Regions from separate parts of the Homo sapiens genome. Here region 1 is linked to region 2. Evidence: chromatin loops called from intact Hi-C (ENCODE). Cell type or tissue: pancreas. All regions are shown on one strand. Each heading gives the region's core, and the rest is flanking DNA. Links, peaks and the distances in the headings are about the cores only.

Region 1 (9,311 bases), core at 620-8,619, 100 kb before region 2:
CAATCCAGGGAAGCTCCAGGCATGGGGGCCAGATGTGACCTCCACTGGCTTCTGCCTCTGGGATCTGAGAGAAGAGAGAGCATCTCTCTGAGGGGTGTCTTGAGAGTGGCAGAAGGCAGCGGGCCCAGGCTCCATGAGGAGGCAAGGTGAGAGCTGAGGGAGGACTGAGGAGTCCTCCTACCCAGATAGAGGGCCCCAAATAATCCAGCGCCAACCCTGGAGCCAGCCCTGAAACAACAGGGGACCAAATTATCAGGCTGAGACAATCCCCCTCCTCAATGCCCAAGGAGACTCTGCGAGTCTATGGTGTGACCCGGGCAGAGGCAGTTCCGTAAAGGGTGGGGCCCTGGCCTTTCCAGACATCAACATCAGGACTCTGAGAAATTATGGAGAGGTTCCACCCCATCCTGATAGAGGGGCCCCAGAGTCCATCCTTGTCCCTGCAGTCAACGCAAAGGACCTCCGGGCTTGGTACCGCGGACTTGCACATTAGGGGGTCAGAGAGAAGTGACAGCCCGGTTCTGAAGGGCGGCTTGTGATCCGCTGAGGGCAGCGGGCCCAGGCTCTGTGAGGAGGCAAGATGAGATGCTGAGGGAGGACTGAGGACGCTCCCTCCCCAGATAGAGGACCCCAGATAATCCAGCACCGCCTCTGCTGCCAGCCCTGGATCACCCCATGGGGATGGACTTCTCAGGCTGGGCCGTCCCCTCCGACACCCCCCTCGGCTTCTGCCCCCTGCCGCTTAAGCCTCAAGGGACTGTGGGGTCAGAGCTTGGTGTGACCAGGGCAGGGCTGGTTGGGGGGGGCAGGACCCAGGTTCTGCCAGGCATCAAGGTCAGGACCCCGAGGGAGGGCTGAGGCCCCACAGAGCGAGGCTCCCTCTCTGCTGTCAGCCCTGGGAAGTTCCTGGCATTGCTGCCAGGCAAGTGGATCCTGATTTCCGCATCCCGGGCTGACCGAGGGAAGAGGCTTGGTATCATGAGAATGGCCTAGGGGGAGCACAGATAAGGCCCAGTCCCTGCTGGGAGATGAGGGAGGCCTGAGGGGACCCAGCACCCCAGGACAGGGGGCCCACCCCGCCCCCATCTTAGACTGAGGTGCCTCCTCATTCGGCGTTGGGAATCTGAGGGATGGAGACTCAGGTCCGCAGAGGGGATCTCTGGTTCAGCCCTGCCAGGATCAATGGGAGGAAGAGGGAGGACTCAGGAGGCCTTGGACTCCAGTTCAGTGGGGACCTTGGCCCTTGGAGTTCCAAGGCACAGTGCCCAAATGTGGTGCATCCTCGCTCTGCCTTTGGGGTGTCAGAGAGGAGTGGGTTGTGGTCTGAGGAGTGGAGCCTCAGGTCAACCCCAGGAGAAGTCCCAGAGCACTGAGGGAGGACTCAGACAACAAGTTATCCCTGAGGTAGAAATCCTGCCCCTGCCATCAGTCCTGGGAGGCCCCAGGCAGGACTCTAGGAAAGAGAGGCAGCTCCCCACTTCCTAGTTGGATTTCTCTGGGAGATGGTGGTCTTGGCCTGCAAAACCCATCCACAATTCAGGGATACCCAAAAAGGACAGCAGGAGGTGGTGATAGTCAGCTGGGTCCATGTGTGCTGGGGTAAGGAGCCTGTTTGGTCCCCATCTTTGGTGTGTATCTGGGCCTGGGACCCTCCCTCTTTTGACCTAAGGCCATCTCCTTAAACCAAAGCTCTATCTCCAGGAGACATCAGAAGAGGAGATCAGGGAAGTGGAAACACCCATGGTTCCCGGGGACTTCGCATGGCTGACAGAAGGGGCAGGGAAGGGCTGAGTCCCATGTTTTTGGTAAGTGCTGTCCCGTCAGCCCTCACCTTGATTCTGGTCATGGCCTGGGACCCTCCCACTGCTGACCTAAGTGCAGCCCTCTCAGACCAATGCCTCCCCCTCCCTGAGACCAATGATCCCAGTATAAGAGAGGGATCTCAGCAGATAGTCCTGCACATGCTCTCTGGGGAGACAGCAGGGGCAGAGCAGATTTCTAAGCAGCCATCTGTGTTCTGGCCAGGAGGAACCCTCAATCCTCCCTCAGGTTTCTCACCTGGACTCTTGGCAGATCCTGGGACCACTGTAGTTGTGGACCATACGGGGCTCTTTCTGTTGACTGGAAGTCGTCCTCTGAGAACATAGTGCTCACCTGCCCAAGATTCCAAAACAGAAGTAAGGGGCCCCACGTCCCATCACCCCATCATGTGGTTGTCCAGGGCTGACAGCAGAGGCTGGACCCTTCTGTTCTGGGGATTCCAAAGTCCTCCTGTGGGTTTTTCATCTTTACTTCTGCCAGGGCCTGTCCTTCCTCTACTCCCAACCCCTGAGATGAGCAAACATATCCCTTTACACCAAGACTTCCCTTTACACCAATCTTCAGGGAATCTCCCTGAAGATTCCCCAACTTCCTGCCTGTGGTACAAGTGACCTTGCCACTTAGAGCCACCCATGATCAGGTCTCCAAAGAGACAAGGACAGGGGACAGAGAGACTCTGTGGGATCCCTTCATTATGGGATGGGGGTATCTCCAGTCCTCACGAGGGGTTCACATCTTGAGTCCTAAAGATCCTGGGACTCCTTCCTCTGCTGACCAATTGTGGCTCCACTGCTGACCTACCTATCATCACCCCCTTGGAACCAGATGCTCACCTCCATGAAACCTCCCACCCCCAACCACCTGGCAGAAATGTGAGCATGGCACATACCTCCCCTACCTGGGGCCTCCAGGGGATGAAGGGAAAGGGGCAGGCATTGTCATGAGTAAATCTGAATACCTGGAGGACACCCAGAGAGAGCAGGCACCCTGAAATCTGCTCCATCTGTCAGCCTTTGGCATGCCATGCAGGGCTGTCCGTGTAGTGCCCCTTCACTTTGTGCCTCCCACATCTCAGAGAGGTAGGGCCCTTGGTCTGAGGCAGGTTGTCAGGTCAGCAGAGGGATAGACACCTGCTCAGCACAGGGTGGAGTCCAGGATCTGCCAGTGGGTCCGGAATTGGTGGGTTCTTGGTCTCACTCACTTCAAGAATGAAGCCGTGGACCCTCACGGTGAGTGTTACAGTTCTTAAGGGCGGCGTGTCCAGAGTTTGTTCCTTCTGATGTTCGGAGTTTCTTCCTTCTGGTGGGGTTCGTGGTCTCGCCGGCTCAGGAGTGAAGCTGCGGACCTTCGCGGTGAGTGTTACAGCTCTTAAGGTGGCGCGTCTGGAGTTGTTCGTTCCTCCTGGTGGGTTTGTGGTCTCGCTGGCTTTAGGAGTGAAGCTGCAGACCTTCGCGGTGAGTTCGCGGTGAGTGTTACAGCTCATAAAGGCAGTGTGGACCCAAAGGATGAGCAGCAGCAAGATTTATTACAAAGAGCAAAAGAACAAAGCTTCCACAGTGCGAAAGGGGACCTGAGTGGGTTGCCACTGCTGGCTGGAGCAGCCTGCTTTTATTCTCTTATCTGGCCCCACCCACATCCTGCTAATTGGTCCATTTTACAGAGAGCCCAGTGGTCTGTTTTGACAGGGTGCTGATTGGTGCCTTTGCAATCCCTGAGCTAGACACAAAGGTTCTCCACCTCCCCACTAGATTAGCTAGATACAGAGTGTGGACACAAAGGTTCTCCAAGTCCCCACCAGAGTAGCTAGATACAGAGTGTCAACTGGTGCATTCACAAAACCTGAGCTAGACACAGGGTGCTGATTGGTGTGTTTACAAACCTTGAGCTAGATACAGAGTGCCAATTGGTATATTTACAATCCCTGAGCTAGACATAAAAGTTCTCCAAGTCCCCACCAGAGCAGCTAGATACAGAGTGTCCATTGGTGCATTCACAAACCCTGAGCTAGACACAGGGTGCTGATTGGTGTGTTTACAAACCTTGAGCTAGATACAGAGTGCCGATTGGTGTATTTACAATCCCTTAGCTAGACATAAAGGTTCTCCAAGTCCCCACCAGACTCAGGAGCCCAGCTGGCTTCACCCAGTGGATCGGGCACCAGGGCCACAGGTGGAGCTGCCTGCCAGTCCCGCGCCGTGCGCCGGCATTCCTCAGCCCTTGGGTGGTCGATGGGACTGGGTGCCGTGGAGCAGGGAGTGGCGCTCGTCCAGGAGGCTCGGGCAGCACAGGAGCCCACGGAGCGAGGGGGAGGCTCAGGCATGGTGGGCTGCTGGTCCCGAGCCCTGCCCCGCGGGAAGGCAGCTAAGGCCAGGCAAGAAATTGAGCACAGCAGCTGCTGGCCCAGGTGCTAAGCCCCTCACTGCCCCGGGCAGGGGGGGCCAGCCGGCCGCTCTGAGTGCGGGCCTGCCCAGCCCACACCCACCCGGAAGTCGTGCTGGCCCGCAAGCACCGAGCGCAGCCCCGGTTCCCGCCTGCGCCTCTCCCTCCACACCTCCCCGCAAGCTGAGGGAGCCTCCGCCAGCCCAGGAAGGGGCTCCCACAGTGCAATAGTGGGCTGAAGGGCTCCTCAAGTGCTGCCAAAGTGGGAGCCCAGGCAGAGGAGGCGCCGAGAGTGAGCAAGGGCTGTGAGGGCTGCCAGCATGCTGTCACCTCTCACCAGTAGTCAAGGAGAGGAATATTGGTGAAGACTGAAGGTAAGAAGGTACCCTCTCACATGCCAAGAAAAAGGGATCTCACAAATCCCAGCTTCCTCTGTTTCCCTCGGCCTCTCTTATGATGGCATACTGGGTGATGAGCAGAGCATGCCCAAGTCTGGCCTCCTGATAATAGTCCTGGGTGTGATCTTCATGGAGGGGAACTGCGTCCCATGGAGGTTATGTGGGAAGTCCTCAGCATTATGGGGGTGTATGCTGGAAGGGAGCACTTCCTCTTTGGGGAGCCCAAGAAGCTCCTCACCCAAGATTGGGTGCAGGAAAAGTACCTGGTGTACCGGCAAGTGCCTGGCAGTGATCCTGCATGCTATGAGTTCCTGGGAGATGAGAGAGGCCTGAGGGGACCCAGCACCCCAGGACAGGGGGCCCACCCCGCCCCCATCTTAGACTGAGGTGCCTCCTCATTCGGCGTTGGGAATCTGAGGGATGGAGACTCAGGTCCGCAGAGGGATGGGTAAGAAGTGGGATCCCTCCCATTGGCGTTGGCTATGTACTCAAGAACTTGCATCTTGCTGGTCTCAGGGTGGGCCCTTGGACCCCACAGGGGACATTGGTGGAAACAGCAACACCACATGTCCCTTATTGGACAGAGCAAAGGGATATGGAGAATGCTCACCCTGTGTTTCCTAAGGACTGCAGGGCTGCAGCAGCTAGGACGTTCCATGCACCCCACATCCTCTCCTACAGGCATTTCAGGGTCCAGCATCCTCCACAGCAGCCTCCTGTATGGACACACATCACACAGGACTGGGACAATTCTGAACATCACAGGGCAGAGCAGATGGGAGCATACCTGTGCCCATCCGTGGATAGGTCTTGAGGGTTTCCAGGTGCCCCAAACCTGCCCCCTGAGGGGCTGGTGAGAGACCTCTCAGCCATGGTCTCACTTCCCTGAGAAACCTCCCTGTTCCACCAGCCATGGCTAAACCCCCTACTCTGAACTCCAGCCTCCTTGACAAGGGGCTGATCTCCTGCCTGGCTCTTGCCAGCCTTTCTCTGTGGCAATTACCCCTGGTAAGTGTTCTATAGCCCTTCTTGAGCAAGTATGGGGTCCCAGAGCATCTAGCCTTATTAGGGGGCTCTGGTCACAGTCCAAGTGAGAGGAATTGTGAGGCCAAATTAGGGCAGTGGTTGAAAGGCTGGAGATGAGGGATGGATTTCCGAGGTATCGCACAGGGGGAAGAGGCGGGTCTTGTGGGCGAGTCCAGCTTAGAGGCTTCAGGGGAGGAAAGGTCTGAGGACAACTCAGAAATGGTTGGCGTCACATTTCCTAGTTCTCTGTGCTTGTGTATGGTTTCTTTTATAAAAATTAAATTCATCAGTCTGCAAAGTTTCCTTTTGTTACCTCCATTTTTAAAATTTCATAGACTTTATTTATTTTGAGGTATTCTATGCTTGAAAATAATTTTCAAAGATAGTACAAAGTTTCTATATGCCTCCTCCTTCAGTTTCAGGTTCCCCTATTGTTAACATCCTACATGAGTATGGTACATTTGCTACAATTGTTGCGTTACGTGTTACTAACTAAAGGTCACTCTTTATTGAGATTTATTTCATTTTTACCTACTGTCCTTTTGGTCCTCCATGATTCCATCCAGGATGCCACATTATATTTAGTGGTAAGGTCCCTTTAGATTCCTCTTGGGTGTGATACTTCTCTTGTTTTGGATGATCTTGACAGTTTTGAGGAGTATTGGTCAGGTATTTTGTAGAATGACCTTCAGTTGTGGTTTGTCTGGTACTTTTCTCATGATTAGGCTGGGGTTATGGGTTCTGGGGAAGAAGACAATAAAGGAGAAATGCCATTCTCATCACTTCACATCAAGGCTACATATTATCAGCATGACTTATTACTAATGATGTTTACCTTGAACACCTGGCTGAAGTAGTGCTCGCGAAGTATGGTTACTGTAAAGTTTCTCTTTTATTCCCCTATTTCATAGTGTTCTCTTTGGAAGAAAGTTACTCTGTGTAGCCCACACTATGAGCAGTGGGGAATCACATTCTGCTTTCTTGTGAGAGTGAGAGTATCTGCATAAATTGTTTGGAACTCTTTCCCATGAGAAATTTGTCTGTTCACCCTCATTTTTGCATTTAAGTAATCATTTATTTATCTCGATGTGGACTTACGGATACTAATTTTACACTTTGTGGAAAATCCAATACAACTTTATATGTTCTGTTGTTAAAATTACTCCAGGTTTGGCCACTGGGAGCACTTTCTCTTAGTTCTCTTTGTACATGTCTTTCTTATACATTTGTCAATGTGTTTAAATTTTTTTTTTTTTTTAGTATTTCTTTACTGTCAAGCACAATAAGATGTTCCAGGAATAGACTGCATATTTCCTGATCTGCTTCAACCATCAGCAATTTCTCCACTGAGCCCATTTTTTAAAATTGGAGAATGGTATTAGAAATCTAGATCTGTATATTAGGTATGCTCATTCCTACTGGGGTGTTGGTGGCATCTGCTGACAGAGCAAGAAATTATATGTGTGTATAGTAACCTGTTAATATATCTATAAATATTTCTAGATGCAATGATCTGCATGAATATTAAGTCAACAGTGAGTTCTTCCTAATATCTCTAACTCAAATCTGCTATCGCAGAGATCATTACAGCCTCCTCTCCTTGTCTGTCTGGAAATTTTTACTTAATAGTAAGAAACCTTGAGGTTGACAACTGGTTTGTGTGTCAGTGTCATGTTGCTTTTGCTAGATAGCCTCTGGGGCCTGGACAACTCTGGGAGGACTGCTAAAACTGAATTTGTGGGCCTGCAGAGCAGTGGTTCAGCTCCAGGACTCCCTGGATCTCACTAAAATAGCGTCTGCTCTCAAGGCTCTAGACTCTGAGGAGCTTGAGTGCTTTCCATCTATGAAGCTCTTGAAAAGGCAATGGTGCCTGTTATTCAAGTGTCTGAACTGACAAGCCATCTCCCCCTTCATGCCTGCTTTGGGCATGATCACTGGTAATAAAGATGTTGCTGTCCGATAGGAACACTGGCAAGCACCTCTTTCTAACAGTATGGGCTGCAGGTTCAGCTAGACCCTGAGTTGCATCTGTGCTCCTCCACCCTTACTTGCTTGGTGGCTCAGGACCTGTTACACAAGCTTCTCTGTGCCTTAGTTCCTCGTCTGTATTTGAGTGTTCATTGAGAACCACCTCTGGGCTACACATTGGACTTTACCCAGAGGATGGGAAAGGAAGCTGGACCCAAACATCTGAGGCAGGGTCCTAATGCTTCAGCAGATGAAAACTTGATTTCGGTTACTCATCTTTAAAATTAGCTTGTATAATAATATCCATTCCCCAGTAGGTGTTGGGAAGCTTATTTACCATTTATGACTTTTTTTTTTTTCATTCTCAGAAGAAAGGTGATGCATCATGGCTAAGTATGACTATCACAATTGTGATTCTCTCAAGCTGCCCTTGGGGCTAACCAGGATAAAATTGCCCATTGTGAAAATGTACTATTATATAAAGTATGACTATTTTCCACAATGATACTATGTGGATATTCAAGGTATTGCTATCATCATGAAAAACTCTTAAATTGGCCAAAGTGAAGATAGACTAGCTCATCTTTTGAGGTATTATGTGCTCCAACACAGACACACGCATAGCATCTACAAATACTGGGATTTTTTTTTTAATTCCATACATTTAAGAAAATCTCTATCAAATCACTAGGTGGCCGCTAAGCTAATAAATTAAGAGATGGCAGTGTCTGTACATGACAAAGAATGTAGACTTTAAAATATAGTCCAGAAAAGTCACTAAACAAACAACAAACCCCTACAACCCAGAGCAAGCAAAATCAAGAAGTCCTGGGAAGGGGGAATATATATATATATATACCTATTACAGAAGTAATAGGTATATATATATATCTATTATATCTATATATAGATATAATATAATATAGGCTGACCAGCAGCTAGAAATCTAAGGAGTTCTGCCATTGGAATTATCTAACATTTCATAGCTCAGTGCAGTGATTTTCATTTTTAAACTTTCATTCAGCATCAGAAATCATACTTAACCTCATTATGCCTGTTTCATTCTAATGCTCAACACTCTATTTGTAATCCATTCTTTATGTTCAATTAAGCCAATTCACCTATTAATGTGGTTTTAGGTGGTTATTAGCACAGACTGGAGCTATTACTGCTTCAATCAAACCAGACTACTGGCACTTGTGGTCTCAGGTGCCGCCTGACATTTTCACAATGGAATAGGAGCAAAAGTTTAAACATTTCCTCCTACACATCCTGTCATCTTCCTTCTTTGCCAGCTCTGGACCCCCCATAACTTCCCTGCCACTCTGGCCACTTCGATTAAAGGTACTAGTTAAATATATAATTTATATATGTATATATATATAAAATATATGATATATATCCTATATTACTTCTGTCCCTCTAGAGAACCCTGACTAATACAGATTTTTGGTACCAGGAGTGGTTCTAGAGAAAGAGAATATTAAAGATTGAGTTCTTTTGTTGGTTTGGGCATTTCTGGAGTTGGTTGCCTAATATGATTAGACCCCAAAAATGCTAAGGACTCTACTTCTAATAGTATGGAAAACACTTTTAGCCTTTGACATGAACTGTTTAGAGAGTTATTTAAAATAAATGCATTCGACATTCGTGATTCAGCACTTGTGAGAGGCAAGAAGTTTAGTGACTCTATACATAATACCTTTGGCCATATGCGGC
Region 2 (9,311 bases), core at 535-8,534:
TCATGTCAGAATGCTTATTATTCACTAGGAGCCTCCCCAAAAGGCTTCATCATCTCCTGCCAGTTCTGTCACCACAAGACCTTGGAAGGAGATCCTTACCAGGGAATTTATCACAATGATAATCGCATATGAGCATCAGCTCCAGGTCTTGAGCAGTAGTTAGTGGGGAGAGAGGAAGCGCAAAGCCCCAAGCTGGGCAGACTGAGGCCCGATTGGGGCAGTGTGGACACAGCAGCAGGGGACATGAGAACACAACTATGGGCCCCAGGAGAAGGAAACTTGCAATCCCAACAAGGGCATTTGACTGCTGGCTGCCAGCCTCCAATTCAAGGACACATCGTGGCTCTTAAAATACTGATGGGTCATGCTTCAGGGCCCAAAGGGTGCAGATGGCAATGCAGGAATTCCTGCAGTCAGCTTCCTACGGGGTGTTGCTTCCTGTGAAGACCTCCATCCCTGCCCAGGGCCTTCAAAGTACAGAATCTGGCATCTCGCATAGAAGGGAGCAAATGTGTATGACTTAAGTCTCTGGATGTGTTCTCAGGATGTGAGAATGAAACCCAAAGCTCCCGAGTCTCCTTCTATGGAATCTGCCTCACATAGCTTCATGAGCCCCAGCTTCTTGCCTGCCATCCCCTGAGGACCTGGTGCCAGTTCCCCATCTGTGTCACTCCTCTCCTCACCTGACCAGATCCTGTCACATGGCTAAAGGAGGGGGAAGAGAATGCTTCATCTCAGAAGGAGGGTGAGTAGTGTGCTCTTCCCATGGAGGTCATGTCATTCTTGTGCAGCCTCAAACTCCTGCACTGCTCCCCTGACCTCTCCCTGGAGGGTTCTGCCCACTCCACAGTCCCTCCTGCTGTGCTCCCAAACCCCAGTGTGTATCTCCAGAACATGTCTGCAAGGACCTAGGCCTCCAACATACTCTTCCTTCTTCCCCATCTTGGCATCAAATCTGTCTTGGAGGACTCTAGGAATACTAGTCTGATTTTTGTAGAACATCCCTCAGTTTCAGTGGGTCTAATGTCTTCTCACGATTAGAAGGGCATGCATGATTATGCATTATTAGGAAGAACACCACGGAGGTGGGAAGCCCTTTTTATAGTGAATACAGTATCTCCAGCACTTAGGTCAGTGCCTGGAGCATATGAGGAGCTGGATAAATATTGAATGAATGAGCGAATGAAATCATGTTATGTTACCTCTTGGAGAGTGTGTAATGATTCCTCAAATAACTTCACGCAGCAAGGAACGGTGTGTACAAAGGCAGGGATGGCACCTGTCTACTGGCATTGGGGAGAAATCATGATGGAGCATTCTCCAGATGAATGCAACCTTGCAAACCACGTTGGCCACCCTTCCTACTTTCTCCAGGGAAGTAGCATCAAAGTCATTGGCGAACATGGGACTTCTGTCTAGAGCTTGTCCAGGAATCAATGGGAAAGTGTTACTTGAACTGAATGTTACATAAATCCCTTTAAGGCCCAGCTGAAACCCAGAGACATGTGAGACCTTGACATTGGCTGCTTGCAGACCCAAACGACCAGAGAGAGGAGCAGGGAATTGGGACAAGGGCCACAGCTGCCTACTGGCAAGAGAGAGTGCTCAGATAGCCACTGATGTTTGTAGCCCTGCCTTGCTGACTTCCCCAGGATGCCAGGAGCACAGACCAGGCGCTGGGGCAGCAGGTCTCTGGAGTCCCTAGAGCTCAGTTGCTTACCTGTTCCATGACTCAACAATAAGAGGGTGCTGGGATGCATTTAAACTTTGATTGCTGGGTAATTGGGAGGACTGAAAATGCCACGAGGCTCCAATGCAGAGGCTGCGAATACTAGGACCATGGAGCTGTAGTTCTTCATGCGTCCCACAGCTGAGTACTGAGCATGTACTGTTTGCCAGGCACTGCTCTAAGCTCTGAGGATACAGCATTGAACAAATTCCCTGCTTCTGTGGAGCTTATGTTCTAGCGGGAGGGGAGGGGCAGGCACACAATGAACTGCGGAACAAAGTTACAGGTGAAGTAGGTTTTATGGTGACAAACGCTATGGAAACAAATTGAATCGAGAGAGCTAAATAAGGAGTGCTGGAAATTGGGTGGAAGGAGGGATTGCAATTTTTACAATGGTATTCATAGAAGGCCTCACAGAAGAGATATCTCGAGAGAGAACCGAGGATGTCTGGGAAGGAATGCTAACAGTATTATAAGAGCAATCGTCTAGAAGAGAACAAAGACATGCAGTCGCTCGGGGCCTTGGAACAGAGTGTAGAGGGCAGGGTCTAGAGACACTGGTCTGGTGAGCCAGGTAAAGGGTATTCCCTGATCCTCTGAGCCATGGACTGCCTCAGAGCCAGGTCAGCTGCACTGTACCATGAACTGGCTTCTTGGATCCAGGTTTCTATTCCAGGTTACTGACTTGACCTGAGGACTGGGTACAGAATACAGGTCTAGGTGTCCAGAAACCTTTCTCTCGGGATAAAGGGGATGGAAGGCACCATTGGCATTGAACAGGCAAGGCTGTTGGCCTGCTGCTGTGGCACTGCTGCGGCGGGCAGGACAATGGTGCACGTGTAAAGACTGGGTGCAGAACAAAGCAGAAGGCTGTCTGGTGACACCTAGTGCTCATTCCAGAGTAGACTCTGTGTCTTCAATGAGGGGCCAGATGTCTTAATCCAGGACTGGATTTCCTATCTTTCAAAGTTCACCTCAGGTGGAGGCCAGAAGCAGGTTTGGCTTTTTGTTGGGGGGGAAGGTACACATAGGAGGCTCTTTGTGCTTCCTACTGTACTCCAGCAGGAGGCATACAACTTCTGGCTGTTCAACCCTTGATCATATTGGCTCTGATCAGTGGGCTCAGGTGGAGAGGTGGAGACAGCCTTGTTCCTCCATTGCAGAGTGCGTCATCAACCCTTCAACAATGTTTCATCCATTGATTAGCATGGATTGCATCAGTTGCATTGCTGGATATTGCAAATACTTGTTTTCCTTTTCTCTCATATGTTGCATTTTCCTCAGCTGGAATTCTCCAGTAAGGAAGAAACTTTCCTCATCAACTGTAGCTATTGTGTCATCCTGAAATACAGTTAGTACAGGAAATGCAGGATAAATGTTTTATTCTCTCTCTTGCAGAGCCAATTCTCAATGTGAGGGGTGGTTATTCTTGTTCCTTCCAATGGGGTCCAACAAGTCATTCTTTATTAATGACTTTTTATTTTAGAAAATGTTTAGGCTTACAGAATTATTGCAGAGATAGTACAGAGAATTCTCATATACCCCACACCCAGTTTTCCCTATTACCATCCTCTTATATTAGCATTACACATTTGCCACAATTAATAAAACGGAAGACAAAAACAAGGACACTAGAGGAATCTGAAGCCTCTGGCATCTATAGGTATAAGAAATAAAGCCCAACTCCCAGCCAAATTGACATACATCCTCACTGTAGAGATCTAATTGCCTCTGTTCCTATGACCTCATACAACACGTTCACTCTCAACAAAAGGATTGCAAGGGACACACGCAAAAGAGTAAGAAAATACATAGTCTGAAGAGACAAGACAATCAACAGAACTGGACTCTAATATGACTCAGATATTGGAATTAGGAGGCAGATAATTTAAAATGACTATTTTTAAAAATTTAAGAGGCTTTAATGGAAAAAGTAGGCAACATGGAAAAACAGATAGGTAATGCAGGAAGAGAAGTATTGCGCTCAGCAAAATCCAGAGTATGGGAAACTGGACAGAACACAAGGCATGTCTTCATTTTCAACAAATGAGTTTCAAAAAAAGGTAATGTGGGGGAATCTATAAATTACTTAAGGTGGCTATTAAGAACATAAACACAATGTATAGATCATATTTGCAAACCGATTCAAAGAAACTGCATTTTAACAGGAGCATATGTCCACCAGATACATGTGACAAATAAGTGAACATTTCATTATATTAATGACTTGCTTACATGTTTAGGAAAGATAATAATGTTGGCTTTATGTTTTATAAGAGAGTAGTTATCTTTAGAAATGCACTCTGATGTATTTGGAGATGAGATCACATGGTGTCTTGGATTTGCTCCACATTATTTCAGTTTCTGCTATGCGGAGTAGGTAGGGGTATAACTAGAACCAGATTGGCCATGAGTTGAAGATTATTGATACTGAAAGTCTGGTATATTAGATTAATTATAGTATTTACCCTATTATTAGGTGTATTTGAAAATGCTTGTAATGAAAATATTTTTGAAATAAATATGATATTTAATTTGAAATCCTAAGTGAAATGGATAATATTTTAGGAAAATAAGTACATGAACAAATTGATACAAAAAGAAATTCAAATCTTTAACCAAACAATAAAAAGTGAAACTAATCTAAGCTCAAGCCATCCTCAAATGTGGACAAGGCAGCTTCGGAGGCCAATTCTACATTGTTATCAGGTAAAGCTCAAAGCCACCTTAAGTAAACTCTTCCAAGGCATACGAAAAGTTGGGCAATTATTCAAATTATTTTCCCAAGCTAACCATTCTTCATTCAGGTACCAGAGGAGGACAGCACCGTGAAAACACTTGAGCCAAACTTCACTCACACAGAGGCAAATATATTAATTAAATTAGTAGCATATTCAACATAGAAGTGAATTAACGGATTGTGTCCAAGGAACAAAAACATGATTTAATATAAAACAATTTTCAGTTGTGATTTCCTACGTTATCGAATTAAGATTTTAAAAAGTGATCACTTTAATAGGTATAATAGGTACAGAAAAGATTCTGGAGGAAATTCTACAAGAGGTCATGGTCAAAAGTTTTAGCCAAATGAGGTTAGAAGGAAATTAGCTTTTCCTACGATCACTGGCCAGCATACCCAAATATGAAATGTCAGAAGAATTATTGTCATAGGACTATGCTATAACCTCTATCTTTGGAAATTACACTGTAACATAAGGCCAGAGAGGTGGATATAAAAAAAAATCAGTATAAATATTGAACAGATTTAATATTTGGTACGACAATATGATTATCTAGAAAATTCAAAGAATTGTGCAGATGGAATAGTCAAATAACAGACTTCAGAAAAATAGTATACAGAAGATTACTACAGTAAAATCAAAATCCTTGCAACCCAAATAAATAACTATTCAGAACAAGTAATAGAAAATACCCCATTCACAATGGCAACAAAATCTAGAAATTATCCAATGGAGACAGACAAAGCATACAAGATCTTTATGGAAACAACTATGCAAGTACTGATAGAGTTAGGTCAAAAAGTTCCCAGATAAACAGAGCCGTATTCTATATCCCTTAATAGGGAACAGACTATTGAAAAGATATCAATTTTTCTTATTCAAGATTTACAGATATAATGCTTAAAATTTAGCTGCCAAGATGAATGTCAGGCTTGGACTTCTGCCCTCAACTACCAAAATCAATCCTGGAAAACTATAGAAGAAAGAATAAAATAAAATAAAAAAACAAATAGTATCAACAACAAAATCTAAACAACAAAGCAAAGCCCTGGGGGAGAATGAAGACTGTGTTTAACTGGTACCTGTAATCGAAATGGCCAGAGTGTCAAGGAAGTTAGGGAGAGTCCATAGCTGGCATAGAAGGAAGATGACAGGATGTGTAGAAGGAAATGTTTAAATTTTTGCCCCTATTCCAGTGTGAAAATGTCAGGTGGCACCTGAGACCACAGGTGCCAGTAGTCTGGTTTCATTGAAACAGTAGTAGCTCCAGTCTGTGCTAATAACCACCTAAAACCACATTAATAGGTGAATTGGCTTAACTGAACATAAAGAATGGATTACAAATAGAGTGTTGAGCATTAGAATGAAACAGGCATAATGAGGTTAAGTATGATTTCTGATGCTGAATGAAAGTTTAAAAATGAAAATCACTGCACTGAGCTATGAAATACTCGATAATTCTAATGGCAGGAATCCCCAAATTTCATGCTGCTGCTCAGCCTATTTAATGTAAAAACAAATATTTTAGGAAAACAGGTTTGCAAACTCGACCTGTGGCTGGGGAAGAGCTTCCTTGGGAAGGTGTGTGTCTTCTCCCAGAGGTCACTACAATCACAGAAGCTGCCGCTCTGCAGGGAGTACCTGGCCTGGGACCCGCAGCCATTCTCTGCAAGAGATGCAGCTGGGCAAATGCTCAGAAGTGGCAGAAACAGAGTATCTCCTGCCCATGGCTTCATCAAAGATCCAAGAGCCAGGAGGAGGATCCTCTTGAGTGAGGACTGAGAGTCCACCCTCCCCTTGTAGAGGAACCAGAGAATCCAGCTCAGCCCCTTCTAACAATCCTGGAAGATCCTGGCAATGTTGTCGCCCTGAACACACGCCTCCCACCACTGCCACCTCAGGGGACTGGGAGTCAGAGACTTGGTGTGAAGGGAGCAGACCCAATTGGCAGAGGGCAGGGTGTCCAGGCTCTGCAAGGAATCAATGTCAGGACCCTAAGGGAAGCTTGAGGGCCCCTATAACCATTCCTACCCCCATGCCTGGAAGAATCCAGTTCCGCTGCTGCTGTCGACCCAGGGAAGCCCCAGGCTTGGGGGCCGGATGTCACGCCACTGACGTGGCCTCAGGGGTCAGAGGATAGCAAGAGCGCCTCGCTCTGAGTGGCAGCTTGAGATTGGTGGAGTGAAACAGGCCCCGGCTCTGTGAGGAGGCAAGGTGAGACACTGAGGAAGACTGAGGATGCCCCTACCCCAGAGAGAGGACCCCAATTAACCCAGTGCCACCCCTGCTGCCAGCCCTGGGCCACCTGGGGGCAGACTTCTCAGGCTGGGCCGCTCCCGGCTCCACTGCCACTTAAGCCGCAGGGCATTCTGGAGACAGAGCTTGGTGTGACCAGGGAAAGGCTGATTAGGAAAGGGCAGGACCCATGCTCTGCCTGCCAGGCATCATGGTCCAGACCCTGAAGGAGGGCTGAGATCCCACAGAGCGAGGCTCCATCTCTGCTGTCAGCCCTGGGAAGTTCCGGGCATGGTGGACAGGCATGTGGATCCTGATGTTCACATCGGGGGCTGATGGAGGGAAGGGGCTTGGAATCATGAGCACGGCCTCAGGGGAGCAGAAGGTGGGTCCAGGCCAGGCTGGGAGACAAGGCAGGCCTGAGGGGACCCAGCAACCCAGAACAGGGGGCCTACTCCACTTCTTTCTGAGACTGAGGCACCTTCTCAATTGGCCTTGGGAATTTGAGGGATATAGATTCAGGTCCACAAAGGGGTGAGGCTCAGCCCTGACAGGATCAAGAGGAGGAAGAAGAGGGAGGACTCAGAGGACCTCGACCCTGGGAGGTCCTGGGAGTGCTGGCTGTGTGTGGCACATCTTTGCTGTGTCTTTGGGGTGCCAGTGACGAGAGGGGTGTAATATGAGGAGTAGGGCCTCAGGCCAGCAAAGAGAGAAGTCCCCTAGAGCCCTGAGAGAGGACTCAGCAGACCTGTTATCCTGGACCTAGGAAATCTGCCTCTGCTATCAGTCCTGGGAGGCCCAAGGCAGGCCTGTGGAGAAGGGACATGGTCCCCCACTTTCTCCTTGGGGGTCCCAGGAAGATGGTGGCCTTGGCACACAAGACTCATCCACAGTTGAGCAGGAGCGAAAGGGCTGGGCCCTGTCGGGAATAAATCTGAATACCTGGAGGAACGCAGACAGAGGAGGCACCCCTGAAACCTGCTCCTTCTGTCAGCCTTGGGAATCCCGTGCAGAATTTTCCGTGTGGTGCCCCCTCACTTCTTTCTCCCAGGTCTCAGAGAGGTTTGGGCCTTGGTCTGAGGCAGTGTCCTGAAGTCATACAGCAGAGGAGGCCCAGGTATTGCCAGCAGGCAAGGTGAGGTGTTTACTTTAAATGTATACAAAGGGCTCCACCGGCCCCAGAGCAGAGGGGACTCCAAAGTGCCAACCCACCTGTCCTACTGTTATTGCTGGAGCCGTGGCTTCTGCTGACAAGCTGCACCCTGAGGAGCCCTCTTGTTAGTGGTGGCAGGTACCCAAGTTACCCTGAGTTACTGGTGGTGTATCCATATAGGTCTGCGGCAATTTCAGTTCTTACCTCCTCAGAAGAAAGAATTCGACTGAGGGGCCAAAGGCAGAAGGAAAGACTGAGGCAAAAAACAAACAAACAAACAAACAAAACACAAAGCTTTAGAACAGTAAGGAAAGGAAGGAAAGGAAACAAGAAAAGTATAACTCGGAAGAGGGCCAAGTAGTCAACTTGAGAAACCAAAGTCACAGCTTGACCTCTTGACTTGGGGTTTTATGTTGGCATATGTATTAGTTTTCACATTGCTGATAAAGACATACCCAAGACCGGGCAATTTACAATAGAAAGACGTTTAACTGGACTTACAGTTCCGTGTGGCTGGGGAAGCCTCACAATCATGGCAGAAGGCAAGGAGGAGAAAGTCACATCTTACATGGATGGCAGCAAGCAAAAAAAAAAAAAAAAAAGCTTTTGCAGGAAAACTCCCCTTTATAATAACCATCAGATCTCATGAGACTTACTATCATGAGAACAGCATGGGAAGGACCTGCCTCTATGATTCAGTTACCTCCCACTGGGTCCCTCCCACAATGCGTGGGAATTCAAGATGAGATTTGGGTGGGGACACAGCCAAACCATATCAGCCTACTTCAGAGATCTTGTGTTACTTTCTCCCCAGTCCTGAGATCTTGTTGGGAAGCTGCTGATCCATTTCAGGTGTTTTCTATTAGGAGACTGCCTTCCCCTGGCAAGGGCTGTGAACAATTATTACTTTACAGAAATAGTTAACAACCACTTGACCATCGCCTAATGGTCACCCAACATTCCTAGTGTGTGTGTGTGCACGCACGCATGCATGTGCACATGAGTGAAGGGGCTGGGGGAACCCTCTCCTTCCCTATTCATACCTGACTAGCTACCCACTGTAACACTCTCACTTCCTCCAAGTTCTCGGTGAACAGGCCAGCTAGGAGGATAGGTGCCCCAGGAGGCCCCAGAGGAGCACCAAATGAAAAGATCCATAAGTCTGCTTTTGTTAGAGCCTCCAAGGTTCGGCTCTCAGCTGAGGTCCCTCACTGGCTCCCTCTCTCCTCAGGCCTGTGGGTCCCACTTGCCCAGCTCCTGCCCACACTCTGCCATTCTGACCAGAGTCATCATGTCTCCTGAGCAGAGGAATCAGCACTGCGAGCCTGAGGAAAGCCTTGAGGCCGAAGGAGACGAGGCTTTGGGCCTGGTGGGTGTGCAGGCTCCCTTGGCTGAGGAACAGGAGGCTGCCTCCTTCTCCTCTCCTCTGACAGTGGGCACCCTGGAGGGGCTG

The links. A loop is a pair of places that touch in the nucleus more often than their neighbours do. Peaks named below come from ENCODE experiments on the same cell type or tissue, not always from the same donor. Only the 100,000 strongest peaks of a DNase experiment are listed, where the experiment ranks them.
Region 1: a loop joins it to region 2, with 4 times the contacts of the local background. A loop is called at or near these places in 2 of 110 quality-filtered maps.

The regions. Positions count from the first base shown.
Region 1 is chrX:149,753,622-149,762,932 of GRCh38, reverse strand. It overlaps the pseudogene LOC100420322 and the pseudogene LOC100420334. Among named protein-coding and RNA genes, the nearest start is that of HSFX1, 16 kb to the left of the region's middle. In pancreas, for the core only: no CTCF peak of the experiment used is centred there; a DNase peak (open chromatin) is centred at 4,042; H3K27me3 peaks cover 1,201 bases.
Region 2 is chrX:149,649,963-149,659,273 of GRCh38, reverse strand. It overlaps the pseudogene LOC100420321. Among named protein-coding and RNA genes, the nearest start is that of TMEM185A, 23 kb to the right of the region's middle. In pancreas, for the core only: no CTCF peak of the experiment used is centred there; no DNase peak of the experiment used is centred there.